3 separate regions of the Homo sapiens genome follow, and all the other regions are linked to region 3. The links are chromatin loops, found by intact Hi-C in ENCODE. Cell type or tissue: HepG2. All regions are shown on one strand. Links, peaks and the distances in the headings refer to the core of each region. The heading gives the core; the rest is flanking DNA.

What was found. Peaks named below come from ENCODE experiments on the same cell type or tissue, not always from the same donor. Only the 100,000 strongest peaks of a DNase experiment are listed, where the experiment ranks them.
Region 1: a loop joins it to region 3, with 5 times the contacts of the local background. A loop is called at or near these places in 5 of 110 quality-filtered maps.
Region 2: a loop joins it to region 3, with 4 times the contacts of the local background. A loop is called at or near these places in 5 of 110 quality-filtered maps.

Annotation. Positions count from the first base shown.
Region 1 is chr12:100,647,049-100,657,599 of GRCh38, reverse strand. No RefSeq gene overlaps it. Among named protein-coding and RNA genes, the nearest start is that of GAS2L3, 79 kb to the right of the region's middle. In HepG2, for the core only: CTCF peaks have their summits at 5,682 (motif pointing right) and 6,295 (motif pointing right); a DNase peak (open chromatin) is centred at 4,859.
Region 2 is chr12:100,663,601-100,674,151 of GRCh38, reverse strand. No RefSeq gene overlaps it. Among named protein-coding and RNA genes, the nearest start is that of GAS2L3, 95 kb to the right of the region's middle. In HepG2, for the core only: CTCF peaks have their summits at 2,240 and 5,033 (motif pointing left); a DNase peak (open chromatin) is centred at 5,011; H3K27me3 peaks cover 379 bases.
Region 3 is chr12:100,569,749-100,580,299 of GRCh38, reverse strand. It overlaps GAS2L3 (growth arrest specific 2 like 3), which reads right to left and starts at 6,616. Exons shown (of 10, transcript NM_174942.3): 1 at 6,515-6,616. It also overlaps the pseudogene PIGAP1. RefSeq lists an enhancer at 6,322-6,611 and a silencer at 6,642-6,771. In HepG2, for the core only: no CTCF peak of the experiment used is centred there; a DNase peak (open chromatin) is centred at 6,659; H3K4me3 peaks cover 2,344 bases; H3K27me3 peaks cover 412 bases.

The DNA.
Region 1 (10,551 bases), core at 2,978-7,977, 78 kb before region 3:
GAGCATGTGCATGTGTGTGTGTTGTGGGGGAGGAGGGGCACTAATCTGGTTCACATGCTCCTTTGTAAAAGATTTTGGTGATGCTTAAAAGTTTTGTGGACTTAGTAGCACAATTTTAACCTTTGCATTTGTTCTTTTACAAGTTGTAATTCAATTAATTTTTTTCATTGAAAGTTCTTCATCTGAGAAGTGCAGAATGTTGAATATGAAGCAGATCATGGTGACTATTCAAGAGGATGATATCTATGAGAGCGATTGACAGACAGTCCCAAAATATCAGCTGGTTTATACACTGCATGAGTAATAGGTCAGCATTACCAGTTTATTCTAGATGCAGCCAATAAAATCCCAAGGAAGGAAAATTTCACATATCATTAATTATTCATTTGACAATTTTAGTCAGGAGATCTTCATTCTTTCCTGGGGCCTGTATAAATCAATTGTAACAAACTGTGCAATTATCATTCTTGCAACTGATTGCTTGTGGCAGATTTAAATTCCATTTTGCAAGAGAGCCAGAAAAACTCTTCTTTGCTTCCTAAGCTCAAAAGCCAGAAAGCAGCTGAAAGATGGTCACTGCTTTGTTCTTGAATGGAGCTAATTACAGAGTTGTCTGCTGCAGGATGGGCACTCTGCAGTCAGTGTGTAAATAGGGACAATTAGAGCTCATTTTAAGCAGACATGGCTTCCAAAAAAAGAAACAGAGCTTCAGACTTTAATTAGTCTCATAGGAATAGTTACATTAAACAGAACCTGACCATTTTTTTTCACAATTCAGTTCAACGAACATGACAATTCTCTGTCATAAAAATGTTCTAATTTTAATATTTCTACAGATGGTTGGGTAAGAATGTGAAGCTCATTCCTCCTGTCTTTCCTTACTAGATTTATTTTAATCCTATATCACAGTTTAAAATAATTTGCATGGTATTGAAATATGTATGCAATATATTTTGTTCCTATACTTTAGAATTAGTTTTTAATTTTAAAAAATTTTACCTATCAACCATATTAGGCTCAGCATATTTCCCAAGCATCACACTCAATGTTTTAGAAGCATTTTCTTACTTGGTCCTCATATCTGCCTTATAAGGAGTGCTATCCTCATGTTATAGTTGAGGACATTGAGGTGTGGTTATTTTCCCAAGATCGCAGAGTTAGTGAGTGGTAAAATCATGATGTAAAGTACTTTCAGGGCCCTGGCTCTGGAGCACTCCCCTTCCTGCCAGCAGAATGTGAAGGTAGTGTCAAGCAGACCCTGCCCTCAGGGAACTCGGCTAAGAGAGACAAGAGACATTTACAAGTAGTTCAGGAAACTACTGTATGAATGTTGGCTCTGAGTGCCTAGTGCGTGTGTGTGTCTGTGTGTATGTGTGTGTATTTCCAGAAGCTCTGCAATCGTTGTACAGGTGAAAGGACTGGGAGGGGATGGTGGTGAGAGTGGAGGGAGAAATACTCAAAGAAACATCTCAGATGAGGTGGCTCTTGCTCTTGGCAGTTTTAAGGTTATGGTCAAAGATGAAATGATCGCCCTTTCTCCATAACCTGTTAAGTTCATGGATAAATAACTGCTTTGAGATACACTTTTTTTTCTAATTTATTTTTACTCTATCGGATCTGTGCTCCCAATCGGAATGCATTGAATTGTCTCACTCACATACTCATAATCCAGCTTAAGAAATAGAACATTACAAATTCAGCTGAATTATACCCAGTATAACCTTGTCCAATCCCATTTCCTTCACTTCCTCAAGAAGTAACCACCATTCTAGGCTTAGTGTTTATCTTTTTCAGGTAAGGTGACCAACTGTCCTGGTTTGTCTGGGACTGAGGAGTTTCCCGAGATACAGGACTTTCTGAGCTAAAACAGGGAAAGTCCTAGGCAAACCGGGATGGTTAGTCACCCTATCAGGCATATTTTTTACTTTTATTACATATATATCAAGCCACAAATAACATATTGTATTATTTTCTATGTTTACACTTTGCAGAAATAGGATCTTGCTGAATTATCATTCTACAACTTGTTTTTCATTCAATATATTTATGAGATTGAGTTATGTGAATAATTATAGCTCGAGTTTATTTATTTTCACTTTCAGAAGATTCCATTTCTGGATACAATCATAATTTACTTATCCCTTTTGCTATTGATGGGACATTTCGGTTGTTTTCTAGCTGTTCATTTTAAACAGTGCTGTAATTAGCATGATTGTACATGTCTCCATGTGCACACATCTGAGAGTTTCTCTATGTAGGACTGAAATTGCTGGATTGTCTTATACACACATCTTCACCTTTACTAAATAACTGAGAAAGCACTCCAAAATTAGAAAGCATCTAATTTTCCTTCCCACTAGCCATGTTTGAAGGTTGCTGTTGCTACCCATCTTCATCAAGTTTTGGTATTATCAGACTTTTAAAATGTTGAAATCTAAAGGACATAAAATTCTTGTTTTCTTTTTAACAAAAATGTACTGGTTATATTGTTCCCTACTGATTTTTAATGTGTGTGAAAATGTAAATATTCACCAGAATTTGATTCTGTAGGACAATGATTTTGTTCTCACTGTGAACTTTTTGAGGATGAACTCCAAATCTAATTATTTTTTTGAATACCCGGAAGCTATCACAATGCTTGTCACATAGCATTCACTCAGTACATGCTTGTTGACTCAATGCATGATCAGATTTACTAAGTGTTTTATTCTTGATAGTGTTTTCTTTGTTAAATTTTTATAAAGGACTTCATAGTCATTCATTCATTCATTCATTCATTTATTCAACAAATGTTTGTCAAATACCTACTTATCTTCCAAGCACTATTCTTAGTGTGTGAATATAGTAGAGGACAAAATAGACAAAAATTCTTTGCCTGGAGAAGCTTATTATAGTCTAGTATTATGCACTTAGCTCCAAGCTACAATAGATGAGGGTACAGTGGAGCAGGTAGGCATGAAGTGGTCAGAAGGCCGCATGAAGGCGATGAGGTTTAAACTAGTCTTGGAGGTTGGTGCACTTAGGATACCTAGCAAGAAGATAGCAAGGGCACTGAGATGAAAGAGGACAGAATGTTTGTTTAACAGTGAGAACAGGAGTGTTCAGATGAGTAGGGGATTTTAAAACTCAATGAAGATCTTTCAAAGGAAGTTCAAAAATTCACATTTGTGGTGTAAGAAACACTCAAAATTGGCCAGGTGCAATGGCTCACGCCTGTAATCCCAGCACTTTGAGAGGCTGAGGAGGGTGGATCACGAGGACAGGAGATCAAGACCATCCTGGGTAACACGGTGAAACCCTGTCTCTACTAAAAATACAAAAATTAGCTGGGTGTGGTGGCGGGCACCTGTAGTCCCAGCTACTCAGGAGGCTGAGGCAGGAGAATAGCTTGAACCAGGGATGGGGAGGTTGCAGTAAGCCGAGATGGTGCCATTGCACTCCAGCCTGGATGACAGAGCGAGACTCCATCTCGGAAAAAACAAAAAAACCAAAAAAAACACTCAAAATTTTGGAGTGAAGATGCTACATGGCAAAAGATATGTTCAAAGAAGATAGACCTGGTTGTGGCCTGCATAACGTGTTTAGTATGAAAAGTCTGGAGTCTGGAGGTCAAATAGAGGCTGCTGCAAACAGACAGAAGTGTGAGAGCCTCCTAGACTCCTCTCTCATACACACACCCCCACCCACCCCCACCCAGAGAATGGCCAACTTACGTTGATCGTAGTTCCTGGAGTTTTAGTGCTTGTAGATGGTTTCTTAAAGGGCACACCCATTCATGTCATTCCTCTGTTTCACATTCATCAACCACCTCCATATGCCTCCCACTAAACCCAAACTCCATCACGTGGCCCACAAGGCTACACATGACTTGGTTTGACCACTGTTCCCACACCTTCAAAGCCCCACATTCTAAACTGTGAATGCTGTTTCCCATTTCCATGTCTCAGCATCCTGTCACTCCTTCAACTTAAAATGTATTTCTTCAAATGTCCAGAAGCTCCTTCTCTTCTTTTGAGGTCCAGCTATTGCATTCGCTTCTTGGAAAAGCCTTGCCTGGGCACTCAGAGAGATCACCGCTCATTCCCAAAGCACACTTTCATGCACTCATCACATTGTGTTTGCAGCTGTGCTGACTATAAGTCTGTCGTCCCTGCTAAAGAATGAGGTTTTTCACAGCACAATCTGCACCAAACCACAGGTGTAGATGCCACTTCCATTAGAGTGTAAGCTCCATGAGGGGTCAACCCATTTTTATTTTGTTCACCATTAGACATAGCTGAACACATATAGGCAATTAATAAATCTTTGTTGAATTTATGGAAGATAGCAGGTGCTAAACAAATGTTTAATAAATAAATAAATAAATTGGTTACATAAGTTTTAGGTTATGGGGGAGGTTGGACTAAATTTTTCAACTACCTAGGGATACATGTATGTGAACTCGCTGCTTGTTGATTCAAAATGATGAAGTTAGCCATCTGCAGATGTCCAGTTTATATAATATATAGTGTTCCTTTTTGATATGCCTACTGTATGATTCCAAATCAGGCATTCTACATCTGTATTGTAGAAGATGTGAATGATATACTTGTGATTACATGGCAAGTATTATCAGTTTGTGATTTTAAAAATAGAAGCATCAAGGGGCTTAATAACTAGTCAGTCTTACCCCAAGAAACATGCAAAAATCTCCCAGTTTACTGCCCTCACCCAGAGACATTTTCTGTCTTTGTGGTCACTTCTTTTTTTGTGCACATTCCATCAATATTATTTGCAAGTCAGGCCATTTAACTTCAGACAAAGCCAACCAGAGCATATAACCTTGAGATTTAAAACCACACAAAGAGTACAAAGTGAACAACCTTTCAACGTACTTTCTGTACGCCTCAGATCTCTTTTCAGACAAAAGGTCATGACATGGGGCGCTCACCTGCACTTCAAAAGACAAGAGAAATATTAGAAAAGCCCAACAAATGGTTCATGTTGCCATCCTCTAAAACTCCAGCACAGTCCCCAGCTCATAGTAGGTTTTCACTTGAAGGAATAAAGGAATGTTCATTCCTGATTTCTGTTATCAGTATCCAGGATGGCAACCATACAAAAATTAGGAAACAAATCAACTCTTTATGGTATTGTAATTTTTGCTCTTTAGAATTATTTCATTTTGTATCTTGATTTTATTTGAGGTGAGTCCAAGTTTTTTTTTTCCTGTTTCTGACATTTTTATAGCTATAACTTACCTTAACTTTTCCTTTTCTTTTGGTAACTTTCCTTTTGCATCCTGAACAAAAACCAAACTCCAGCCCAGTCCTCTAGGCTTTATGCAACATGTACTCCTATTTGCCACTGTTCTTCTGTAAGCACCTTAACACTGCGGCCCAAATAAATTCTCTGCTACTTCCATACACCTTCCAGACTTTCCCAGCTGGCCTTGGCTCACTCAGATGCCTCAGACTGAAATGCACTTTTATGCCTCCTTGCTGCGTGGAGGGGCAGGATTCAAAGCCCCAGCTATGGGTTCAAGGCCAGGCTCCACCACTTACTGTTGTGGGACTTTGAGAAAGGTATTTATGCTGGTGGTTGCTTGTTTGCCCTCATACCCACTCCTTTCGTTCCCCTGATCTGCTCTGCTCTGAGCCGTGCAGCTGCATGTCCCAGACTGCAGGGTCAGCCAGTGGAAGGCACCAGTGAGCCGCTGGAGGAGAGGAAAAGGGAAAAGTGACAGCGTGTTCCTTCTGCTCTCATTACTGTGGCATCCTTGGCTCCAGCTGCCCCAGACAGGCCTTTTGTGGTTTCAGCTTCCTCAAATGGAAAGAAAGGGAGAGAATCCTGAGGATCTGGGGTAAGTCCACATCCAGCCATGCCTCAAGCAGTAGGATGTACTCTCTGCAAGGCTCATTGATGTGAGCCAATGCATTATCTTTTTAAACGTAAGCCATTCGTCTTGGGTTTTCCTATCATTTGCAACAAATGAATCTTTATTAATTTAACACCTCAAGTAAGTAAATTTTCACACATCGAGGAGGTAAGAGTATTCTTAAATCAGTAAAATGCAGGATAGAAAGTGCTACTTGGTATAGGAGAGATGTGGAATTTCAGAAGAGGGAGGGTGACTTCCATCGTAACCTGTAGGGGACAGAGCCAAGGCATGTGGCCTTCATTCAGGTTGGAATGGGGAACCAAGGAAGTTTTTGAGCAGTGGAGTGTCAGGATTCAACTTGAGCTATGTAAGGTCAGTTGGGTGGGGTCTGCAGAGCTACTCCACTGCACAACTCCAGGGGGCGCCATTCCCCTAGAATACATTGTGAATGGTGCTTCCTAGAGTTGTACAGTGTGCAGCCTTGAACCATTTAGAAAAGTTGAAAGTGTGGTCAGAGGGCTATTAGGAAGCTATTGTCTTCCAGGAGAGAGGTGAGGCCATGAACGTGGTCAGTAACAGAGAAGGGGATGGATTTGAGACACATTCTAAAATAGTTTGAGTTTCAATGTTGGGAGAGGAGAGGAGTTAACAGAAATAGGAGAGCCAGGAGGAAATGTAAATTTGGTAGAGATGGAAATTCCTTTTTAGATAGATTTGAAGACTGATGGCTGTTGACAATGGAATTGGGGCTCAGGGAAATAGAGCTGAAAATAAAGATCTGGAAATTATTCACACAGAAATGGTACTGGAAACCACAGTTTGGAAGAAATGCCAAGAGAGGATATCTATTAGGAGAGAAGAGGGCTAAGAGATAGTTCTTAGGAAACAGATACATGGAAAGGGCAGAGGAGGAAGAAAAGTCAGAAAACAGGAGTGAGGGATCACAGAATCATAGAAGAATCGGAAAAACTATGGCGGGAGGAGCAAGAAAGGAGTTTCAAAGAGAAGGGGTTGACTGTTCCCATTCCCCCTTCTCCCTGCCATGGTAATCAATTGCCAAAGCATTTGTCAGGACAAAGATTCCATCAGCCTGGGTCTCTGAGCAACTACGATGAGCAGAGCCCCAGGTGACCCTGATGGACACCTAGCATGAGCCAGACATAACCTTTATTGCCCAAGGCACAAAGATGGTTTATTGTTTCTGCAACAAAGCCTAGTCCAGCCTGACCAATACATGGCAGTAACTTGGGCGTGAGGGAGCAGGGAGAAAAAGAAGAAAGAAAGCAATTGAAGTCTTCAGCATGTTTTTAGTACTAAGGAAAAGCTGGGAAAAGAGACAAATTGAAGACGTGAGAGAGGGTATATTTGGTTGGTCTTGCTCTGGGAGAGGCAAAGTGCTGTGTGTATCCCTGTGTACATGGGCATGCCACAAACCAGGCACCCTGGGGACATGGCCAACACACCTGAGTCATTTGTGACCAGCATCACCAGCATATTTTTCTGCCCAGTGGCATCACTTCTAGAGAAAGCTAAATAGCTCATTATCAAGTATTTGTTTGAGATGACTTATTAGAGTCAGACCTTCCTCAAAAAGCAGAGGAATGGAAAAAGTTTCTCAATGTCTCAGTTTCCTCATCCATAAAATGGGGATTATGACAATAGAATCTTATAGAATGGTAAAAATTAAATCAGTTACTATATGCAAAGCACTCAGCACAGTGTCTGGCACAAAGTAGGTTCTAATTAAGTGCAATCTCAGAACCCCTTCAGGGTTTAGAAAGAAGTTCTAAATATGGGGGTAAAATCTGCGAATGGCTTCTTTTTGCAATTATTTAAACAAGGAAGAATTGCAAGGAAAAGCAAAGTCCTGCTGTACTAGGAAGCAAATGGGCATGGTAAGTGGTGAATATATTTAACATCTCTACCAGCTTCAAAGCTTGGGGGTTAAATAAAAATCATCTTTAGGGTTAAATAAAAATCATCTTTAACTTATACAGTTGTGCCCTATCATCTAACAGAAATTTCTTAGGAGGGAAAAACAGAGTCAAGACAGGTAAAATCCGTTTCAAGGAGTCATTGGAAGTCATGTTGAGACAGAATTTCATGGATAGGAATAATTGTGTCTCATAAAATAAACCATGAGCACCTCAGACCATGTCTAAAAAATACTAAAACCACCAACAGAAAAAGTTAACCAATCCATTGTTTTATTTACATGATTCCCAAGCACTGGTTTGACTGCTAGTATTAAGGAACTGATTACATTGTTGTAGCTTGTTTTGACAATGTAGTGTAAGGGTTGAGATAGCACCTCTTGAAATTGAGAAGTGAACTTCTAGAACATTTTATCTCTCATTCAGAAAAGGGCTTTGGAAAGTCCCATTGTGAGTCCATTTAGGGAGGTGATTCTCAAGAATCCAGGGAAAAAACACAATTTTGCTGATTAGGACATTATAGATGCTCATCCTCAGAAAAATTCATATATTTAAACATTTCTGGCCACCAAAATACAGGTTTGAACTTGTGAGGGTCCAGGGAACACATCTCCATCACAGTGGTCTCAATGACCTAAAAGGTCAATGCTGGAAATTGATGGTTCCTTAATACAAATGACCTCCCTAGGTAGCTCAGACAAAATTCAACTAAATTCTAGACTTGTTTTCCAAGAGCACTGCACAAATCAATCATGCCCAGATTTTTAGGGAAAACTGCCCAGGCTGCAGCTTCTGCTAAGACAAGTAAGCCAAGCTATTCTCACCCTCGTGCTAAGGTAGCCATGCGCTAGACCATATGACCCATTCACACACTAATTGGTCAAAGTCTGTGATCTAAAGGTAGCCAGTTCATTGGTTGACTGGTGACCTAGGCAGTGGCTAGAGCAAAATGCTCTCCCCAAAAGACACAATGGTGATTAAGACAATCAGATTCTCTCTTAAGACCTTAGACTGGCAAATGGTATTGGTAGGGTTTTTTTTGTTTTGTTTTGTTTTTGTGAAGATACAAGAAAACACAGAAAGCAGAGCAGAAACTTTGACATTGGCAAGAGTCTATTCATGGCAGAGCACCAGAGCAAAGAGTTGGGAACTCAGGCTACACGAAGGGAGATGAGATCAAGGGAGGAGACCACCCCTCATATTGTCTTATGCCCAATTTCTGCCTCCAAAGAAAGAAGTAAAAACTAAAAGGCAGAAATGAAATCCACAAGCCGACAGCCTGGTGCCACACCCTGGGCCTGGTAGTTAAAGATCGACCCCTGACCTAATCAGTTATTTGCATAAGAAAAGCACTGTGAAGATCCCTGTCCTGTTCTGTTCCGTTCTAATTACCGGTGCATGCAGCCCCCAGTCACATACCTCCTGCTTGCTCAATCGATCAAGACCCTCTCATGTGGACCCCCTTAGAGTTGTGAGCCCTTAAAAGGGACAGGAATTGCTCACTCAGGGAGCTCAGTTGTTGGAGACGTGAGTCTTGCTGAAGCTCCCGGCTGAATAAAGACCTTCCTTCTTTAACTTGGTGTCTGAGGGGTTTTGTCTGTGGCTTGTCCTGCTACATTTCTTGGTTTCCTGACTGGGAAGTGAAGCAATTAATGGACGGTTGAGGCAGCCCCTTAGGCGGCTTAGGCCTTCCCTGTGGAGCATCCCTGCAGGGGACTCCAGCCAGCTTGAGCGACACGGATCCTGAGAGCGCTCCCTGGTAGGCAATTGCCCTGGTGGAATGCCTTGCCGGAGTAGTGCATGGCAGGCCCCCGTGGAGGATCAATGCAGTGGCTGAACACTGGGAAGGAACCGGCACTTGGAGACCAGACATCTGAAACTTGGTAAGACTAGTCTTTGGAACTTGCCTACTCCATTTGAGTGGAAGCGTGGCCTGACCACCCACTGCATGCCCATACCGGCACTTTGGTTTTTTTTTTTTTGACTTGACTTGCATTGCTTGATACTTTGGTTTTGGTTTTGACCTGGCTTGAATTTCTTGATACTCTGATTTTGGTTCTGATTCTGGTTTGGTATAAACTAAAAAAGTGTGTGTGTGCCCTTTTTACCCGTTCTTTGTTTTGTGGTGTGCGTGCGGTGTGAGCGTGGTGTTTTGTCTCGAGAACATGGGTCAGGCACAAAATAAGCCCACCCCACTAGGAACTATGTTGAAAAATTTCAAAAAGGGATTTAAGGGAGACTATGGAGTTACTATGACACCAGGAAAACTTAGAACTTTGTGCGAGATAGACTGGCCAGCATTAGAGGTGGGTTGGCTATCAGAAGGAAGCCTGGACAGGTCCCTTGTCTCAAAGGTATGGCACAGGGTAACCTGTAAGCCAGGGCACCCAGATCAGTTCCTGTATATAGATTCTTGGTTACAGCTAGTTTTGGACCACTCCCCTGCCCCCACAGTGGTTAAGAGGACAGGCAGCAGCAGTACTAGTAGCAAAGGGACAGTTAGTTAAGAAAGGTTCTCTCTCCAACCACCAAGGGAAGTCGGCACCAAAAGTCCTGTCAGACCCAACACCAGAAGAATCGTGGCAGGAATTGGTACCAGCAGTACCCCACCCCTTATCGACAGGAAGGGCTCCCCACTCCTGAGACCACAGCACCTACACCTCCACCAGATAGCCACACTCCTAGACCACCCAGAGTAGACAAAAGAGGAAGTGAAGCCGTGGGAGAAACTCCTCCCTTGGCAGCTCGCTTATGGCC
Region 2 (10,551 bases), core at 2,120-7,119, 95 kb before region 3:
GCCCTTAGCCACTGTGCTATTTCTAGTGGGAGAAGGGTCAGTATTATTCATTAACTAGCATAAACTCTAGCCAGATTTAGGAGATACATTTATTTCTAGGCAAAGAGTATTTATCTATCAATCTATCTATCTATCTGTCTATCTATCTATCTATCTATCTATCATCTATTCACTCATTGACACAGACTGTTCCTTTTTCCTGGAATATTATACTGCTCTCTCTTTATTTATGGAGCTAACCTCCTTATCATCCATCAAGTCTCATTTTTAAGTTTCACATCCTAGCCTGACCTAGTGTCTTATCTCTGCACCCTCATGGTACACTGCCTATCCTAGCCAGGGGTGGCTCTATGTTTTGTGGGCCTGACGCATGAAGTACAGTCATTGAGAATGACTTAAAGGGTAAGCAAAGGTAGAAACTCAGGGTAACTAGAACTTAACGCGCATTTCCTCTTCAGGTTTTGGTTTTTCTGAAATGCTCGATAAAGCATCATCACAGCCCTATATTGCTTTGTGCTTAATCCAAGTATTTGGGTTTTATTTCTCCAGGATATGATATCATCTCACCTTGGTAGATAGATCAAAGTTCAAACAATTTAAAACTCTAATTGCTGTAATTCAGATTTGAGTTGCTGAGCTTTATATTCAGCACCCCTAAAAGTTGTATCCCCAATAGAAAAGTGGGAGCAAACAGTGCTGACCCAACCTGAGGCTCTAATTGCCAGCACCTGCCATTATAGTTTCAGTGGTCAGCTTAATTTGCAATGTGTAATTATTCGAGCTATTTTTGCTTATACAGACTTTGTTGAAATCAGGTCATGACAAATATTGTACTGTATTAACCGATACTAAAACTTAGGGATGCTTTTTTCTTGCACACAGTAACAGGAACTCAGCAAGATGTTATTAGCCACATCTTACCTGTAAGAGAACTGAAGCTGAGAGGTATGATCTCCTAAAGCCACACAAGCTAGTGAAAAGCAGAACAAACCAGGTTGATTACAAAGTGAGTGTCTTTTGTAGTGTGCCACCCCAGAATCAAATCAGAAAAAAACCCCAAATCTTATGGCTTCAGCAATCACATTAGAGATTTACATTTCTGTGTACAAATTAGTCTTACTAGAGTAGAATACATTTAACACGGACAATAAGTATAATCAATATTTCTGCACGTGGTATTTCTAAAAAGCCTGCATTGGAGCTACCTGGGTATTATTGCTTCCTATTTACTTCACTTTGTTGCCAATCATGGAATTGACCTGCTATTGATACAAGTGAGCAGATGAATACCTTGAAACATTTTGTGAATTTAGGTGTGGTCATTCCTCTTGTTAATATTTCAGCTCAAACCAGAATCTTTGCTTACAAATCCCAAGACATTTCTAAAGTTAACTCTAGATTCTTGGTCCTCAGTGGGAATTGAAGTATAGCTAAGAGTTGACCTTCAAAGTCCCTTTATGATTCCTGGATGCTGGTTGAGGGCACCATGGCGTTAAACCAGGCTTCCTCCAAATTCTCCTTCTCTGTCAATTAAGTGAAACAGCCCTGTGTCATTTCTCATTTCCCCTCTTCTGTGGCACAAGCCATTTATCATCTGAATAAGTGGACTTGAAATTACAGATGGCACCTATGCCCCCTTTCTCCCTCTACCCCAGGGCACACTTCTTGGGAGTAAAACAGAGACAATGGGCTTACATTGACAGTAGGAAGACATATTTCCTTTACATCTCTCCCACCATCCCTTCATTACTATATGGTCATGAGTCCATCTTAACATTTCTCCCAATTATTTCTGGAAAATCAGGGTTGGGGAGCTCATGGGCTCACCAGTTCAAGCTCCTATGCTATCATCTGATAGCCACCATGGAGGTCTTTGGGGAGGTCTCAGGCTCACCAAGCTGCACCAGCACAGTACTCCCGCTGGTGTCCACCAGAGGGCACTGGCTCCCATGGAGGCTATGGGTCCCACCAGAGCTGCACCCAGGGCCCTCCCTGTGGCCCACCACTGCGGCCACCTCCCTACTGCACCCTCTAGAGTCCCACCCTGCAGCTGCTCTGTTAGGAGGGAGGAAAGTTTCTTTCTGTGCCTTTTAGCCCCCGCCCCACACCAAGTGTAGCCCAAAGGAAAGCTGACTTGTGTTCAGATACTCACAGATGTGAGATGTGTGAGAGCAGCTGTTAGTTTTTACTCGTAGCGCCTCCTCTAGGCTTCGGATGAGAGTGCCTGGGAGCTGGGCTGCACTATACGCAAACCACTCCTCCTGCCTGGACATTGTTGTTGGACTGAATTGTGTGCCTTGATCTCTGTCCTTAGGATGAACTCTTCCAGGAGAATCTAATAGCTCTTTAAGCAAAGAGACTGCTGCTAGGCCCACCCACCAGTCCCTGCCCTATGCAAGTGAATCCTAGCAGGGGAAGAGATTACTCTGCAACTAAGACCCTTGGAATTGCAGTACAGTGAAATCACCTGCTTCCAGCCCTCAACTCCAAAACATCTAGGATGATTGACCTCCACAAAGCAAGCCCAGCACTTTCTCCCGACTTGAGGCAGATTTTTCAGGCATGAAAGGTCACAGCTGCACCCTCACTCCCATTCCAACCCCACCAAGGAGTTGGCAGAAAGTCCAGGCCAGCTGAAAACCCAGCCGTGGGATAGCCTGCTCCAGCCAGCAACTGTGTGTCACCTCCACTGATCTCCTGGGCCTGAGCAAGTCAGGATATATGTCAGCTCCCACCTGGGGTGGCTACTTCTTAATGTTGCTGAGGTCCTTAGAGCAGGAGCCAAGAAAAATGCAGCAATTGTGAGACTCTGCAATTCTGGAATCTCTGTTAAATGCTTGAGTTGTGAAGGTGCAAACATAAACCTCATTATCTCTTTTCTGGGAATTTTGCTTTTCCAAAAGAGTATTTGCCACTAGCCCCTTTGACAGCGGCAAACATAAGGATATTGTGGGTTCTGACAGAACAAATTTCCTTCTGGAAATAGTTGCAGAAAGAGGACAAAGGAGGCCAAAATGAGTGCAAGTGGGTAGCAAAAACTCAACATACCAACCCCAGTGTTGTTCCCTGCCACCTCCTCCCCCTGCTTGCACTTCAGCTTGAGTTGGGAATGCCTGCTGCCAAAAGTGCCAGTGCAGTTAAATGCTGCTTAGCCTCACCAGTGGCTTCTCTCTCACTTGGAGAAATAATAACTAGTCAAATGCTGAAGATCCTCCAGGCATATTAATGATCTGTTCATGTTGTTTATAGGACAAATGGAATGACTATAACCAAGATGCTGACAGTGAGTGATGATTACTATCTGACAAAGCACTATTCTCAGTAAAGTCTGGTTTTCATCTGGGGAGACTGAGGGAAAATTCAAAGGCGCAAAGCAAATGGCAGAAGCCTGGCAGATTTTTGTACCGGTTTCTAACATTCATGGATTCCCTAGCATGCTCCAGGCACTGTGAAGTGGTTACTTAGTTATCTCCTTAATCTACACAACAGGTACCTCTGAAGTGAGTACTGTGATCCTTACCTATAGCCAAAGAACCCTGGTAACTTATCTAGGCTTCCACAGTGGCAAAGAAAAATATCCCTAAGGGATTCTGACCAAGTCCTTAAATCATTAGCACCATTGGTCAAGACTCAGTTGCAAGAGACAGAAACCCAGCTCAACGTATGCACCATCTAACTAACTTCAGGCATGGCTAGATCCATGGATCTAACCATGTCACATGCACTAACTCCATCTCTCCTCATTGATCTTTTTATCTCAGTTTGCCACAGCTTCATTCTGTGTGTGTCGTAAACTTTATTCTCTTCTGCAGCAGAGCTTCCCCTTATACAATCGGGAAGCTGAACACAAATAGTTCCAGCCAACATTATCATTTATCTCATGATCCCAGAGGAAGAGAGAGCCTTTCTTTTTCAGAATCCATGTGTAATCTCTCAGGGGAGATGCTGGCTCCATTCAGGTCACATTGCATCTATCCTTAAACCAGTCACCACAGTGGGGAGTTGAGTCCCGTGACTGACAGCCCACTGAGATCACATGAAGAGCGAAGCAGTGTCTCTGTGAAAGGAAGGTTACTGGACAAAACCCAGATGCCTATTAGAAGCAATTTAATAGAACTAATTGGGACTTAACTTAGATGGAGTCCCTTATGAACTTGGGTCTGCCAGTTTTCATGGGATTAATTTCTTTTTGTTTTACAATCTCTCGTGTGTGGGATATACTTGTTAAAATGGGATCAGAAGAACACACCAGGAAGCCCCAACCAGGTTTGTGTGTGTGTTAGAATTAATTTTAAAGTGAGTGGCTAGCAGTTTTCTTTCTAGAATAAAACTGGCCTGGACACTCCAAAAATGGTCATTTCATAAAAGGAAAAAAAGAAAATAACGCTGAGGAACCACACCAGATTAAGGAGACTCAAGAATCATGACAACTAAATACAGTCTGTGATCTTTTTTATTAGATCCTGGATTTAAAACTGTATATTAAAATGGCATTATTGTGACAATTTTTCAATCTTAGTATCTCTAGGTTAGATAATGATATTTCATTAATGTCACATTTCCTGAGTGAGACTGTGGTTATATGGAAGAATGTCCTTGTTATTAAGGGGCACATGCTGCAGTATTGGCGGATGAAGAGTCGATTATGCAACTAATTTTCAAATGGCTCAGAAAAAGATATATACACACAGATATAAGGAGAGAAAAAATAGAAACTATAGCAAAATATTAAGAATTGATGAATCCAGGTGAAAGGTATATGGGTGTTCATTATAACACTGTACTATTCTTGTAACACTTCTCTAGATTTCAAATTTTTCTAAATACAACATTGACGAGAAAAGAAAAAATTAAGGTACAGCCTCATAACAATCTAAAATTTAACTCCCCCACCCATAACGCAGAAAGTAAAGTCCAAAAAATTCAATCGTGTAAATGTGAGGTCATTTAGTGCCAGGCTAGTTACGTGACTGAGGATTTAACAGCCAGGGTTGCAGGAGTCCAAACTGTCCAGGTCCACTGCTGCTGGCGCCACCTGGTGGCAGTTATCCGCTGAAGGCTGGGGATTTGTTCTGGGTCCTATTGGTAGTGATGCCAGGAATCTGCAGGTGGTAGCACCCCTTTCCTCAATCAGATCCAGGAGCTTGCCCAGGAGTATTCCGACAACAAGGAGACCCACCCTCTTGTTTCCTGCTTTCCAAGAAGGGTTGCAGGTCGTGGGCAGGGGTCGAGGTGAAACACTCTGGGTCTAGTCCACGTGGGAAGCACTGGCATCCAGCACCTGCTGCGATAGCAGGCGGCGGGCTCTGCCACTCTGCCTGCAACAAAGTCCCTGGCTATGGAAACCTAATGACCACTAGTTCAATGAGGAAGTGCTTGGAAGAGTTTGATGCAGTTGCCTGTATCAAATCATGGCTGAGAGGGGAACATCACTTTGTCAGTGCAGCAAGGTCAGAAGAAAGATCACACTACTAATTTTTAAAAGTCAACAAACAGTTGAGAGACTATTAAAATTATTGGATACATTATTTGCACTCCAACTTACATCATTTAAAGCAGTTTTATTACAGAATAAAAGGGAATGTATTTTAAATTTTTATTTATACTTTTTTATAGAATTTTTTCTTTTTCTGTTTTTTTGTTTTTTTGTTTGTTTGAGATGGAGTCTCACTCTGTCGCCCAGGCTGGAGTGCAGCAGCATGATCTCGACTAACTGCAACCTCCACCTCCTGGGTTCAAGCAATTCTCCTGCTTCAGCCTCCTGAGTAGCGAGTAGCTGGGACTACAGGCGCACACCACCACACCTGGCTAATTTTTGTATTTTTTTCTAGTAGAGATGGGGTTTCACCATGTTGGCCAGAGTGGTATTGAACTCCTGACCTCAGGTGATCTGCTCTGCCCTCAGCCTCCCAAAATGGTGGCCATAGATTAATTTTAATTTCAATACATCACACCCGACTCATAGATTAATTTCAATTACCATATTGTTTTAAAATATTTTAATATCACCTGTGCATGAAGGTATGTTTTATTTTTGTTTTTGTTTGAGATGCAGTCTTGCTCTGTCACCCAGGCTGGAGTGCAATGGCATGATCTCACTGCAACATCCGCCTCCCAGGTTCAAAGGATTCTCGTGCCTCAGCCTCCTGAGTACCTGGGACTACAGGCGTGCACCACCATGCCTGGCTAATTTTTTGTATCTTTAGTAGAGACGGGGTTTCATCATGTTGGCCAGGCTGGTCTAAAACTCCTGACCTCAAGTGATCTGCCGGCCCTGGCCTCCCAAAGTGCTGGGATTACAGGCATGAGCCACTAAGCCCAGCCAAATGTGTTTTGAATACCAACCTGTACACACACCACTATATATACATACATACATATATACACATATATACATACGTGTATAAACACCAAAAGTTATTCTAGCCTGTTTTCTGAATGGAAAATTGGTCATACGGTACCACTTGTAGGTGTCCTTTCCCTACTGTTTTATTCTTTTTTAAATCTTGTTAATCCAGATAGTGTTTATGGTATGATTTATTTAACAGTACCATCTGCGTATGGTATGACTTACGACTTATATCTTGCCTATTTTAAGAAAAGATTTGAGGTGGTTTATGATACTCAATCATATATAAATCAAGGCAATAGGGCCGGGCGTGGTGGCTCACGCCTGTAATCCAGCACTTTGGGAGGCCAAGGTGGGTGGATCACAAGGTCAAGAGTTCGAGACCAGCCTGGCCAATATGGTGAAGCCCTGTCTCTACTAAAAACACAAAAATTAGCCGGGCGTGGTGGCGCTCGTGTTTAGTCCCAGCTACTCGGGAGGCTGAGGCAGAAGAATTGCTTGAACCCGGGAGGCAGAGGTTAATCGCCTGAACCGGGGAGGTGGAGGTTGCAGTGAGCCGAGATCTTGCCACTGCACTCCAGCCTGGGTGAGACTCTGTCTCAAATAAATAAATAAATAAATAAATAAAACAAGGCAATGAAAAAAGATTAAGATGAAAAACCATAAAAGAGGGGTGAACATGAGGTAAGCTAAATAGTCACAATTTTAGCTTTAAATTTCAGGGGGAAACAAAATGAAACAAAATGAGCTCTTGCTTCTAGACCCTCACCTCCAAAGGACAGCCAGAGTTTATTCTGGCTAGAAGGACACCCAGGAGAGCAGGACAATTGGAGCCAAGGAGTCTCTCAGTAGCAGCATCTGGTGACACCAGAACCAGAGAGTGGCTTCATGAAGACCAAGAGACCAAGAGGCCAAAACTCCATAGGCCATGAATGGCTCTCAGAATGGGTTGGCCAAGCCCAGGGCCAAAGGCAGGAACTGCACCACTAAGGACACAAGCAAGGAGCAGCAGTTGGGGTCAGGAAAGAGCATTCCTGAGTGACAGCTGTGGGCAGCAGCTGGAACTGCAGGGCCGGCCTTGAGGTGGAAAGGAAAACAGGGCTTCAAGGACCAGGGATACAGAGGACACTGATATAACTCTGCATCATTAAAGAAATCTGTGTTTATCTTTCATTGAAGGGCATAGTAACATGGCAACGATGAATTTTGTAAATGATACAGAAACATTCTTCTCATGAATGCTTCTCCTTGACAAAAGATAGGACACGTAGTAAAAAAAATAAAAATTTAAATTAAAAGGCTGAATAAGAGCTAAATGCATTTTGTGCAAATCAGTAGCATTTCTACATACCACTGAGAAGCAATTAGGAAATATAATGAGAAGGAGATTCCAGCTGCAGCAGCAAGAAAAAGATAAAGTAGCAAAGTACCTGGGAGTAATTTTTTACAAGAAATGTGCGTGACCTCTATAAAGAAAACCCAAAACTTTACTGAGAGAGTTAAAATTGAGTTCCATTAATCAATCTTTGATTAATGGGAGGGTATGCCAGACTGGAAAACTTAAGAAACGTCTTAAGATGTCAGTTCTTCACAAACTCACTTATGGATTAATGGCTCCCAAATGAAATTCCAATGGGGGAAAAAAGAAAAGGAAAATGTTTTAAAGTTTACATGAACAAAGATGAATAGTAATTAACTTTAAAAAGTCAGTATATGTGTTCTTGGTAGGGTGGACAAATGATGGTGAAGAGTTCCACATTGTAGAAAATTCCAAAGCAATAACTGAAATAGTCTTCCAAGAACAGAGATCACAGTAGGGTCTATAAGAGATATAGACTGGATTATATATAATAATTTCATGTCTATTTTTTCAAAAAGGCACCACGAAATAATGTGGAAGAGAAGAATAATTCAATCAATGGTGTTAGAATACTTGGTTAGATATTTGGCAGAAAAGTCATTATGTCACACATTCATCCCAATGCATTTCAAGTGGATGAAGACTTTATATTTAAAAATCAAACCCTAAAAGAACAAGAGAAAATAAAATAAATATTTGTCAAATTTCTAGGGGCAGTGTAACTTTTCAAACTTGGGAGTAACTGAAGAAGTCGTAAGAGTTAAGAGATTTCACTGCACACAATTTAAAACACCTTCATATAAAAATACATAACCAAACAAAAGATAGGTCAGGCATGGTGGCTCACGCCTGTAATCCCAGCACTTTCGGAGGCCGAGGTGGAAGGGTCGCTTGAGCTCAGGAGTTCAAGACTAGCCTGGACAACATGGAGAAACCCCGTCTCTACAAAAAATACAAAAGTCAGTGGGACATGATGCCCTGTACTCCCAGTTAGTTAGTCAGGAGGCTGAGGTAGGAGGATCACATAAACCCAGGAGGTTGAGGCTGCAATGAGCTGTGATGGCACTACAGTTGAGCCTAGGTGACAGAGCGAGACTCTGTCTCAAAATAAACAAACAAAACACACACACACACACACATACACACACAAGATAGACTGGGAAATATATACTCAACAAGGGCAAAGGCAAGGATTAATATATTTTACCCTTATGTAATAACGAGTATGCCAATTAGCAAAAGGACCACTAAGACGGGTAGGAATAAAAATGAGCAAAGGACATGAATAGAACTTGTCAGCCACAGTAGTCGTCAAGGAAATGAGAATAAAAAGAACAACAAAATAGCATGTTTTATTTCTTAGTTAAATATGTATATTTTACTACACAGAGACTACCCAGAGTTGAAGAAGGGGAGAGGTACTAGGAAAGACAAGTTCTTAACCCTACCAGTGGCATTGGAAATCAAGAAAAGACATTCAAGGCTGGGCATGGAGGCTCACTCTTATAATCCCAGCACTTTGGGAGGCTGAGGCAGGCAGATCACTTGAGGCCAGGAGTTCGAGACCCACCTGGCCAACATGGTGAAATCCTGTCTCTACTGAAAAAAATATATATATACAAAAATTAGCTGGGCAGCTGGGCGCGGTGGCTCACGCCTGTAATCCCAGCACTTTGGGAGGCTGAGGCGGGCAGATAACCTGAGGTCAGGAGTTCAAGACCAGCCTGGCCAACATGGTGAAAAATACAAAAATACTAAAAATACAAAAATTAGCCAGATGCGGTGGTGTGCGCCTGTAATCCCAGCTACTCGGGAGGCTGAGGCAGGAGAATCGCTTGAACCTGGGAGGTGGAGGTTGCAGTGACCCAAGATCGCAACACTGCACTCCAGCCTGGGTGAGGAAACGAGACTCCATCTCAAAAAAATAATAATAATAATAAGCTGGGCATGGTGGCACATGCCTATAATCCTAGCTACTCTGGAGGCTGAGGCACTGAGGTTGCAATCAGCCAAGATCACACCACTACACTCCAGCCTGGGCAAGAGTGAGACCCTGTCTCAAAAAAAAAAAAACAAACAAACAAACAAAGAAAGAGAGAGAGAGACAGAGAGAGATAGAGAGAGACAGAGAGAGCAAGAGACAGAGAAAAGAAAAAGTAAGAAGAAAGAAAGAAAGAAGGAAGGAAGGAAGGAAAGAGAAAAGACGTTTAATAGCAGTTAGTGATATTTACCAAGAACTATAAAACCATTCTTTAACATTGACCAGTAATCCTAATAAAATTAAGGTATTTCTGACAAATAGAAATATTTTTAGATTAGTTGCACTAAAGGATTCTTTTGTTTGCAGCCAAAAGGACATGATTTAAAGTTGACCTGCAAACTTTTAACATCCCTGTTGCTGAAAGTATTTTTCCCTCCAGGACACCATCTTTCTTCTGCCTATGAATGCATTTGTGGATGATTATAAGCCTGATGATAAAGTAGACTAACTGGTAAATCTCAGGGTGGCTTAGAGTTCTTTCTTCTCTTAATAATGTGACCAGTCTTTCATCTAATAAGTATTTTTTGAGCACAATCTGTATGCATACCACTGGAAGAGGTACATAGATTTGTAAGATACAACTCCTGCCTCTGGGAAGCTTAGACCCTGGTAGAAGAGTTTATACGTCATGTTTAGGAGCATCCAAGCAAAAATCCAAAGTAGAAAACAAAAGTCACTCTTTGAAGTACCAGATGCATTGTGACATTTCTATTTTGAAATAGGTACTGTATGTACATCACACCATCTTCCATGCAAGTTTCTAGAATGAGATATATTGCTAGTCTCAAGTTACTTCATTAG
Region 3 (10,551 bases), core at 3,665-8,664:
AAAAAACTAATAAAAAACACAAGCCCCCAAAAAGCAGGTTATTTTCCATAGTCTTAATACAACTATTACAAATGTTTAAAATCTTACAATGTAGGCTCTCTTCTACCTGGTTTTAGATATCTTAATATTCTCACCCCCTCTTTTACTGTGAGAACATTTATGAGTCCAGGCACCCCTTGGCCCAGTGGCATCTATTCCAGTATCAATGATAAGAATCTGGAGTCATCCATCTCAAGAAAATGAGGAAGAGGAAGTTGAAAACAGCCAACAAAGCAAAGATGTAGCCTGTTACTGGTCCACTGTGAGAAATAAGTCTGTCCAGTTGTTTGTCCATTGGCAACACAGATTCCACTGATACTTGGTCATACGCTTTTTCAGTTCTCTCCACAACATTCCTTCAGGTGTGGAAAGTCTTTACTATGTTACGGATATTTTCTGGAGCCAGCAATGCCCCTGACTTCAGTTGGAAAATAGCTTTTTCCAATCCCTCACACAAAGATTTTACTGAAGTTTCTCATAAAATAGTAAGATTTTCCGGAAGCACCTCAGGAATTCCACCAACCCTGGTACTTACAACCTGTAAACCACAGCTGGCTGCTTCCATGATCGCCATGCAGAATGCTTCAGTAAGGGAGGTATTAAGAAAAATATGTCCTTGAACTAAGACATTTCTAACATTCTTGTGTTCTAAAGCTCCCAAAAGATGCACCCTGTCATGCAACTGGTATCTTTCCGGAACTTCTTGCAAAATGATTCTCTTTGGTCCCTCTCCTCCAATTATGAAATTTAAATCTTAATATTTCTGACAAGAGTTTGGGTATAATACCACTAACCAAATTTGTTCCCTTTCTGTAAACAAGTCTGCTGACAACAATAGTTATACTATCATGCCTTCTAAATGGGTCTGGAGTGAAGTCAATAGGATCTACAGCGTTAGGAATGACAGACACTATTTCAGTAATCAGTGCCGCTCGTAGTACGGTATTTTCCTTACTAGTATAAGAAACGCAAATGATACGGCTTGTGTCACAAAGAGACACAGTTAGAAGTTTGTTTGTAAGCACTGAATGGACCTTAGCAAATCCAGAAAGGGGATGGTCTGTTAAGACTGTTTGAAGCCCCATTGTCTTGGCATGGAAGAGAACATCATGGGCCATGGCAGAAAATGAACTATGTGAATGGATTATTGTGACTCTCTCCTGAACAAATATGTACTTGAGCAATGGCAGACTGTGAAAGAGGGTCATGGCCATAGACTGGTTATACATGACTTTCAGAGGCAAGTAATAGACTTTGAGGTCATTAGTGAGGTAACGGATGCCTTTTCGATTTCCATAAGCATGGATGACAATTATAACCTTATCCCCTCTTCCAATCAGGCACTGAGGGAGCTGGTAAATGTGGCTTTCCACACCTCCCATATTTGGGTAGAAAAAGTCAGATGCCATACATATATTATGGGTATGGGTTCTACGTGTGTAAAGACTTCCAGGGCTAACCTGAGACAGTGTAGCTGAGGGAGGCTGGCCATGCCCACCTTCTCCTTTATACGCCATGCTGAGATGGTTTAGGCATCAGTTCTTAGAGCAACCCAGTTAAGAGATGTGTCCTCTATTACCAGCGAGTTCCATGGCCACCTGTGTCTGGACCTCCCACGGCTGCCGCCAATACACATCTTACGTGAAGAAAGGAAGATTTGCCAAGACACTTGACCTAGAGAAAGTAATATGTATCCAAAATATGATATACAATTAGAAGATGCAGCTAACCTAATCTGTTGAAATAATGAAGAAAAGAGCACCAGCTATATAAAGCATGCAAAAGAAGAAAAAAACTGATAGGTTAAACCTACCGCAAGTACTATGTATTTACTATCATCCTCCTCCTCATCAAATGGTCCTGCCTTTGTACATCTATCATTCATCCATCCATTCACTCATTTATATGTTTACAGAGGCTGCCTGTGTTTACCATCTCAGGGAACACCATTAAAATTCACTAAGTTACCAGGACATTCTTAATTCCCTCCTCTCTCACACCTCCACCTGCCCCATCTTTCCTCAGCCAGAACAGTGACTATATCTTGTTGCTTCTACCTCTAAATTTTCTCAATACCTACAGCCACTCCTCTAGTTCAAGCCACCATCATCCTTCTCCAGGTTTACTGAAACAGTCACCTTTTCTCCAGCCTTGCAACCCTGTTCTTCATGAACCACAGCCAGAATGATTTTTTCACAACTCTGATCCAAGGACATTTTACTACTGCCCTGCTTATAACCCTTAATGGTTGCCCAGTGTTTTCAGGATAAAGCCCAAACTCCTTAACCAAGCTAACAAAGATTTGTAGGATCCTCACCAGCCCTGTCTCTTGACTCTTACACTTCAGCCTTAGTGAACTTGTTAAAGATCCTTCTAAGCGCCATGCTTTCACCTCTAGGTCTTCGCACTTGCTGATCCACCTATGCTCTTCTTACACCTCTTTTCCAGACTCACTCTTACCTGTCTAGATTCTATTCCTCCAAAGTCTTCCCTGAATCATCTCCCCAATTTAGGGATATAGCAATATTATATGCTTCTATTTTGCTGCACTCTATACTTTTAAAAATAAGATCCTTAAGGTGGTTAACAGTCTTCATTTCTTCTATGTCACTATGAAATCAGAGTTAAAATTAGTACTAGAATTACTCCTAAATGCAACAGATGCTTCTATTACAGATAAAGATTTTTAAGAGAAAAATAAAATGTTTACAGTTTAATAAAACATTACATGTTATTTGAAAAATATAGAGACTTTGTTGAGAATCTTTTTTTATTTGAAATTTTCCTTTTGAAATGTTTGGCAGAGACCCAACCTGAATAACTTAATTTTATATTAGACATAATTTTTAGTTTGTCAAAAATTTTGTGGCATACAATTTTTTTAACGAACTTAAGATCAGTTTGCCTTTACACATGATAGATTAAAAGAATGTATGGGGACATATATAAACACTAACATAAAAAATATAAGAACAATATCTAACTATCCATTAACAGGGAACTGCTCAAATAACTAATGGGACATTCATACAGTAGACTCATTTAACCACTTCAAAGAATAACACAGAGCTATATGCACTGATATGAAAATATGTCTATTTTGTTAAGTGAACAAAAGCAACCTGTAGAACAGTATATGTAATGTTACTGGGATCACAGTGCTTTTCTAAATTCTCTGTGTGTGTAACAAAGAAGACATGCTGAACATCAAACTTTTTTTCAACAGCTAACTATCTATATAAAGTGAGCCCTTCACCATAGCTAATATTATACTTTCTTAGAGAAACGTTTATGTTGTATGACAGTAGGCGGAAGTCTCTATGAGTCACCACTTCAGCAATATCCAGCACATGACTGATGGTCATAATACTATAAACTCTAGGATGCTTACAGAGGCAAAGATGACATCACATTTAGTAGGCTGCTACATTTTATTACATTCTAGTTCTTTGGAAATTTGTAACACCCTTATGAAATACATGGTGGCTTTCTGTTAACCAAAACACCCTACCTACTCTGTAACAATGTAATCAAATGAAAACACTTTCTGAGTTTTTAGGAGAAACATTAAAGAAATACAGTTATAATTATGGTCTGTATCTCATAAACATTACTTCTGAAGCATTTCTCTGTGACAACTAAACTCTAATTAAAAATCAAGAAACTCAATGTGAGACAAATTGGCCAACAGACTCAAGTTTCCTATTTTCTCAGATTCTATGTCCATTGCATGACTCATTAGATCTGTAAAGGTATATCTAATATCATTCTATGTCCATTGCATGACTCATTAGATATGTACTGGTATATCTAATATCAAAGTATGAAAACCAATAATAAGAAGTAAAATACACACGTTACTGTAAGAAAGTAAAACATAAGAATACATATTAAGTTTAATCTCTTACTTTCCTCATCATCAACAGCAAGCTCTTTAGTAATCTATCCAAATAACTGAACCTTTCCTATTATCTCCAAACTTAAATTGATAGGAAAAAAAAAGGAAGAGTAGCTTAGTAAAAACATAGTGAATAAATGAAAATTAAATGAGAAAATATAAATGAGGAGATACTACTTTTGAAACAGCCAATTCTCCAAACATCATTTCTATTTATCAAAATATAAATTAGGAACATCATTTCTGAAGTGGCCATTCTCCAAACATCAAAACTCCAAAATATCACTGTTTTTTTTACTAATAGCATGCATTTTGTTGACACTATTCTTTTATCACAAATTTTGATTTACCATCACAAGTTATTTCTCATTATTTTAAAATTCATAATGTATTCAAAATAAACCCATACCCACAGCAGAAATTAATCTGGGTCACACTGACAATCCAGTGCAGGAAAGTTACTTAATGTTAGGAATATAAAGGTGTGTAACACAGAAAAAAGCCTGCACTGAATTCCAGGTGAACCCTAGTAAGTGATTTCCCTTCTTTGAGCTTCAGTTTTGTCCCCTATAAAATAGAGATAACGGCCAGGCGCGGTGACTCATGCCTGTAATCCCAGAGCTTTGGGAGGCCGAGTCGGGCGGAACACGACGTCAAGAGATCGAGACCATCCTGGCCAACATGGTGAAACCCCGTGTCTACCAAAATACAAAAATCAGCTGGGCGTAGTGGCACACACCTGGAGTCCAACTACTCGGGAGGCTGAGGCAGGAGAATCGCTTGAACCCGGGAGGCAGAGGTTGCAGTGAGCCGAGATCGCGCCACTGCACTCCAGCATGGGCGACAGAGCGAGACTCTGTCTCAAAAAAAAAAAAAAAAAAAAAAATAGAGATAACATGAACTACATTTTAGGATTACTAAGAGGTTTAACAATAATATAAGTAAAGAACACAATACCTGATATATAATGATGTGTTTGATAAATAGTAATCCACGTGTTTATGATGTGTCAGATACTGTTTTAAATGCTTTACATGTATAATTTAGTCAATAAACAATAATTATCCCTATCTCTGGTACTGCCTTCACCTTCTACCTCTCCCCATCCTTTGGGGAGAGCTCAAAACTTTTTGTCTAAGTTAAACAGCAGAGAAATAATAATAGCTATGTATCAGGCACTGTGCTAAATTAGTTACGTGGAATTTCATTTAATCTTTACAACAATCCTCTCAATAAAGTAGGAACTATTATTAACCTTCTTTCACAGACTAGGAAATTTAGGCTTAGAAGGATTAAATAATGTGTCTAAAGTCAGATATCCAATGAAGTCTGATTTCAGAGCCCCCCTGCTTAGCAACTCTGTCACGCTAAAAAAAAAAAAATTACTACTTCTAATTCAATGTCAGATAGCAAACACCTACTGTTCAATGACAGTTGGTTTCTAATGAGATTTTGAAACAGATGAGTCAGACAACAGGTATCGGCATCTACACCAGATCACTAGAGTTTCCACTTCTGTCATTTGAAACAGTTCCAATTTGTTCCCAAAGGGAATCTGAGGTGGTGAGAATTTCAATTTCTAATCATTTAAGTGCCAAGACAGGTGATCAGATAGCAATTCACAAAGCGGTTCTGTTGTTCTTGTTGTTTTTGTTTGTTTGTTTTTTGCTCTTCACACAAGCGAAGCAAAACCCAGGCTCTGACCTAAAATCATCTCTTTGCAACCACTGGGGATCAGCTATTCCACCATGCCATGCCACAAAGCACTCAAATTTACAACATTCAATCCCTCGGTGTGAAAAGATTAGGAAAGGAACCACGGGTGACTGCATAGAGGAGCACGCCCTCCAAAACTTTCCTCTGACTTCCAAGGCACTCTACAAGCCTTCCCTTTCTTTTGCCAGCCTCTCCCCGGGCAGTCCTCCAAACTGAGGGTTGTGGGCGGAAGGCATCGCGCAGGGTCTCCAGCTCTATTCCCCAGTTCCGCACATGTGGGCGTTCTAGACCCTGCATGGACTGGGAGAAAAAACAGGGAAGAGCCTATAAACCTTGCTAGAGGGCAAGAATAACTGTCTGTCTCTTTCTCTTTGCAGGGCCAGAGACTTCATCAATTCTTTCCGAGGATGATGAACAGAAAAAAACAGACCCTCTAAGTGCCAGGCGCTTAGGGATGAGGGTGCCCCTGAAGATCCCACAGTACCTTCGGGCTCTGATACCGCTCTGGATTTAAAGCAGGGCGAGTAGCGGCTGGATCCCTCCTCCCCAGCTGAGCTCGCCCACACCAGCAGCCCCAACCGCCCCGCACACCTGTCGCCCCTCTCTCCGCACTTGGGTGGACAGGTGAAGGCAGGCGCAACGTCACCTTGACGGCCCCAGGAGCCAATCAGAGCACGCGACTGCCGCAGCCAGGCAAACGCAGAGCGTACTGGCTCCCGCAGCCGGGAGACCCAACAAACCTCAGCTTCGGGGCCTCAGAGAGCGGGGGGCTCCTGGAGCCCTCAGGCTGAGGCGCGGAGGCCCCGAGACAGCGCGTAAAAGTTCGCCAGGAAAAGAGAAGACAAACAGGGAAGTACTCACCAGGCGCAGGAGGGTCACTTCTCCCAGCGGGGCGACAACTCGGCTCAATCTGTGCGGGGCCAACACGCCCCTGACCAACCGCCGCCGCTGCCGCCGCCGCCTGGGCCTCAGGGTCAGTAGCCGCTGGCCGCCGCCTGTTTCGAAGGGACCAATCATAAGGCGGGGGCGTGGTCTGAGGCCCCGCCCCCGGGCTGCCGGGAAGCACGCGACCCGTGGGCGCTCGCCTGTCAGCGCGTCCAGCGCTGCGCCTCCGGGCGTCTCGGAGCTTCGGTGGCCAAGTCCCTCTGTTCACTGAAAGGCGAAGTGGTTCAGTCAGAGCAGGTCCTCCGATCTGGCCTTTCAGCGACAGCCAGTTCGAAAGCCACAGCCCGTCCTGTTGTTCCCACAGGCCTGAGAGGTGAATGAACCTCGCCTGTAATAATTGCTTCTGAGCGTCCTGGAATGTTGCGGTGCAGCTGAAGGCGCTTCCCTGAGTTTTATCCTGGTCTGTTAAGAGCCGCTCCCAACCCCACATCCACTCGGGAGCTGGCTGACCTGAGGGCGCCACGGTTTCCAGAGACGCAGCCTGGAACCCAGCAGGAATGGGGGTCCTCAGCAGAAATCTTTCAGAGAGAGGCCCCTCTTCTCAGGTGCGGAGGGATGAGGAGGAATCCTGTAGTCCCAAGTCACAAAAGGAGGATGTTGACTCTTCAGCAAACACCGGAGCCTGAAAACAAAACAAAACAAAACAAAAAAACAATGAACTTCAACGTAAGGGATGCTTACTAGCTCCCAGGGTTGAAATAAAGCCGAGACTAGACATCAGTGTAACAATCCCAAGTCGGTTATATCTGTAAATGTGGCTTGTTTCATAGCAAAAAATAAAATAAATAAATAAATAATTTTTTAAAAAAATCACTGGCTTTGTCCCCGAGGCCTGTGTTGCAGCCCAGGCCCTTCTTTTTTTTTTTTTTTTTTTTTTTTTTTTTTTTTTGAGACAGGGTCTTGCCCTGTCACCCAGGCTGGAGTGCGGTGGCACGATCTCGGCTCACTGCAGCCTTGATCTCACGGACTCAAGAGATCCTCCCACCTCAGCCTCCAGAGTAGCCAGGATTACAGGCCTGTGCCACCACACCGGGCTAATTTTTGTGTTTTTTGTAGAAATGGGTTTTTGCCATGTTGCCCAGGCTGGTCTTGAACTCCTGGGCTCCAGTGATCCTCCCACCTCGGCCTCCCAAAGTGCTGGGATTACAGGCGTTAGCCACCTCACCCGGCCCTATTCAGTCTTTTAGCCTTCCTCAAATCATGTCTCCTCTCTGGGCCTCAGGTCTCCATCTGTGAATGGTGGGCACTGAACTGGAATGACATCTCTCTCTAGCATTTATTCCTTCCTTTACTCAACAAAAACAATGAGATGTACTGTTGCTTGCTAAAGAAACTGAAATGAAAACAGCCTTAGGCTTCAAAGTGCTCAGCAGCATGGTAAAGGCCAAATGGAAGTCTGTGGAGGTCCATGAAAGAAGGAACCCCTAAGAGTCTTGAAGGGTGATGGCAGAGGTTTGAAAGGAGCTGAATTTTTAAAGATGAATTAAGACTCTGCCAGGAGGGAGGGATAACTGGGAATAAGAATTAATTTCCAGGCAGAGAGAGCAACAAAGACAAGGTTCCAGAGATGTGAGAGTACATGAAATGTTCTGAGAATACTCATTTTGAATGACTGAAGTCTGCAGATTGGGAGGCAGATCAGATGGGAGAAGTAGACACAAATGAAAGGCCTGGTAGATGCTGAGGAATTTAGTTTCTTTCCCACAGGCAATTGGGATGATTATAAGGAAGGACTGGTAGGAACAGATTTGTGTTTTAGGGGAAAAACAATATTTTCACAGATGTTTGAAGATGGTAGTAAGACAGGTGGCAATCCCTTAAATTAAAAGATGACGGTTACCTAAATTATCTCAGAAGGGATGGTGAGGAAGAGGTATCTGGTGATACCTAAGAAGCTGACTCATCTGGACTTAGTTATTATGTGATTGATGATGGTACCAATCTAAAGAATACAAGGAAAACAGGCTGTGGGGGAAAATAATGCATTTTGGTTTGGAGTGTGTTCAGTTTGAAGTGTGAGAGGAGTGTGCAAGTGGAGATGTTCAGAAGATAAAGTTAGACCTGAAGCTGTTTAAATTGGTCTGTGTAGGAGATATAGATTTGAGAAGTAAATTCAACAAATATTATTTTACACATCTTCTGTGTCAGGCTCCATTCTAAGCACAAGGGATCCTACTGTCATGGAGCTTACATTCTGGGGTAGGTGGGTGAGTGAAGATGGTAACTAGGAGTTGATATTTAAGTGGTAAATGAACCTGAAACCAGATAGTGGTTGCCACTTTTGAAATTGACTCAGTAGTCCCAACCGTAGAAATTGACCCTTCTGGTCTTAAAACCTAAAACTTACATTTGTTTTATCCGAGTTGTTTCCTTAGGAAAGGATCCCTAGACCTCTCAAAAAGTATCAAAGAACTGAAACTCACCAGATCATCTCAGCCAATGAAAGCCTGGCCCTTCATTCATCCTGATTGCTTCCTTGCCCCTCTCTAGTTCCTTTCTTCTTACACATTGCTACATTTCTTCCCTGCTATATAACCCCCTAATTTTAGCGGTCAGGAAGATGGAGTTGAGACTGATCTCCCATCTTTTCAGCTGCAGCACCTGATTAAAACTTTCTTCCTTGGCAGTACTTGTCATATCAGTCTTTGGCTTTCTGTGCTGCAAGCAGCAGGACCTAGACCAAACCCCTGGTGTTTCAGTAACACTTTTAATATTAAAATCAATCCCACAACACTTTGCTGCTCACATCACCACAATAGATAGGTATTCACAGGACCTATTTTTCAAATCTATGTGTCATAGTGTTTCTGTTTAAAACTAAAGGGCAGTTTGTATACCACCCCATTTAGCCAAATTTTGAGTTGAATTAAAGTATTACATTGGATTTCTTGAACCCTAACATCAAAATATGTGCACTGCTCTACAGAAACTTAAGAAAAAAATGTGTTATACAGATCTTGTTTAATGAGTCCTTAGCTGTCAACTTTTTATTTTTATTATGTGCATACTATGTATCTAAACATTTGAATACCATTTATTAAAACTTGAAACTATCCTATATGAGATATGTACACAAAAATTCTCTGCCTCATACACACACACATAAACACACACTACTTAATATTTCTAAACCTTTTACTAAAATCTTGTCAGCAGTGCATTTTTATGATAACTTGCTTTTTGTTCTATTTTGTCTTTGTAATTTCTATACCTTATAAAGATATAAGGACAGTGTAGTGGCAAGTGAATCCTGAGTCAGGAAATCTATGCAAAACACTTTTCTCTAAGGCCACATCCTTTGCTGGTTAAATGTGGGGATTAGGTGAGGAGTTTGCCTCTAAATTATTATTATAATTATTATTTTATTTATTTATTTATTTATTTATTTATTTTGAGATAGTCTCACTCTGTTGCCCAGGCTGGAGTGCAGTGGCGCGATCTTGGCTCACTGCAAGCTCCGCCTCCTGGGTTCACGCCGTTTTCCTGCCTCAGCCTCCGGAGTAGCTGGGACTACAGGCGCCCCGCCATCATGCCAGGCTAATTTTTTTTTTTTAATAGAGGCGGGGTTTCACCGTGTTAGCCAGGCTGGTCTGGATTTCTTGATGTGGTGATCCGCCCGCCTTGGCTTCCCAAAGTGTTGGGATTACAGGCGTGAGCCACCGCGCCCAGCCTTGCCTCTAAATTATTTTAATTCTTGTTGCTTTTCTCCTCTGTATACTCTGTGTGTGTGTGTGTGTGTGTGTGTGTGTGTGTGTGTGTGTGTGTGTGTGTGTGTCTGTGTCTGTGTCTATCGCCTTACTTTTACGTTAATTCCCAGCTGGTACCCAACTATCTAAATACACTTACCATTTACCTATCTTGATTTTAAAACTATAATTAGCAATTGAGGGTTTCATCTAATGAGCTGCAATCTACTTTCAAGTGTAGGCTTTCTAATAGGTGGTTAGGTTAAT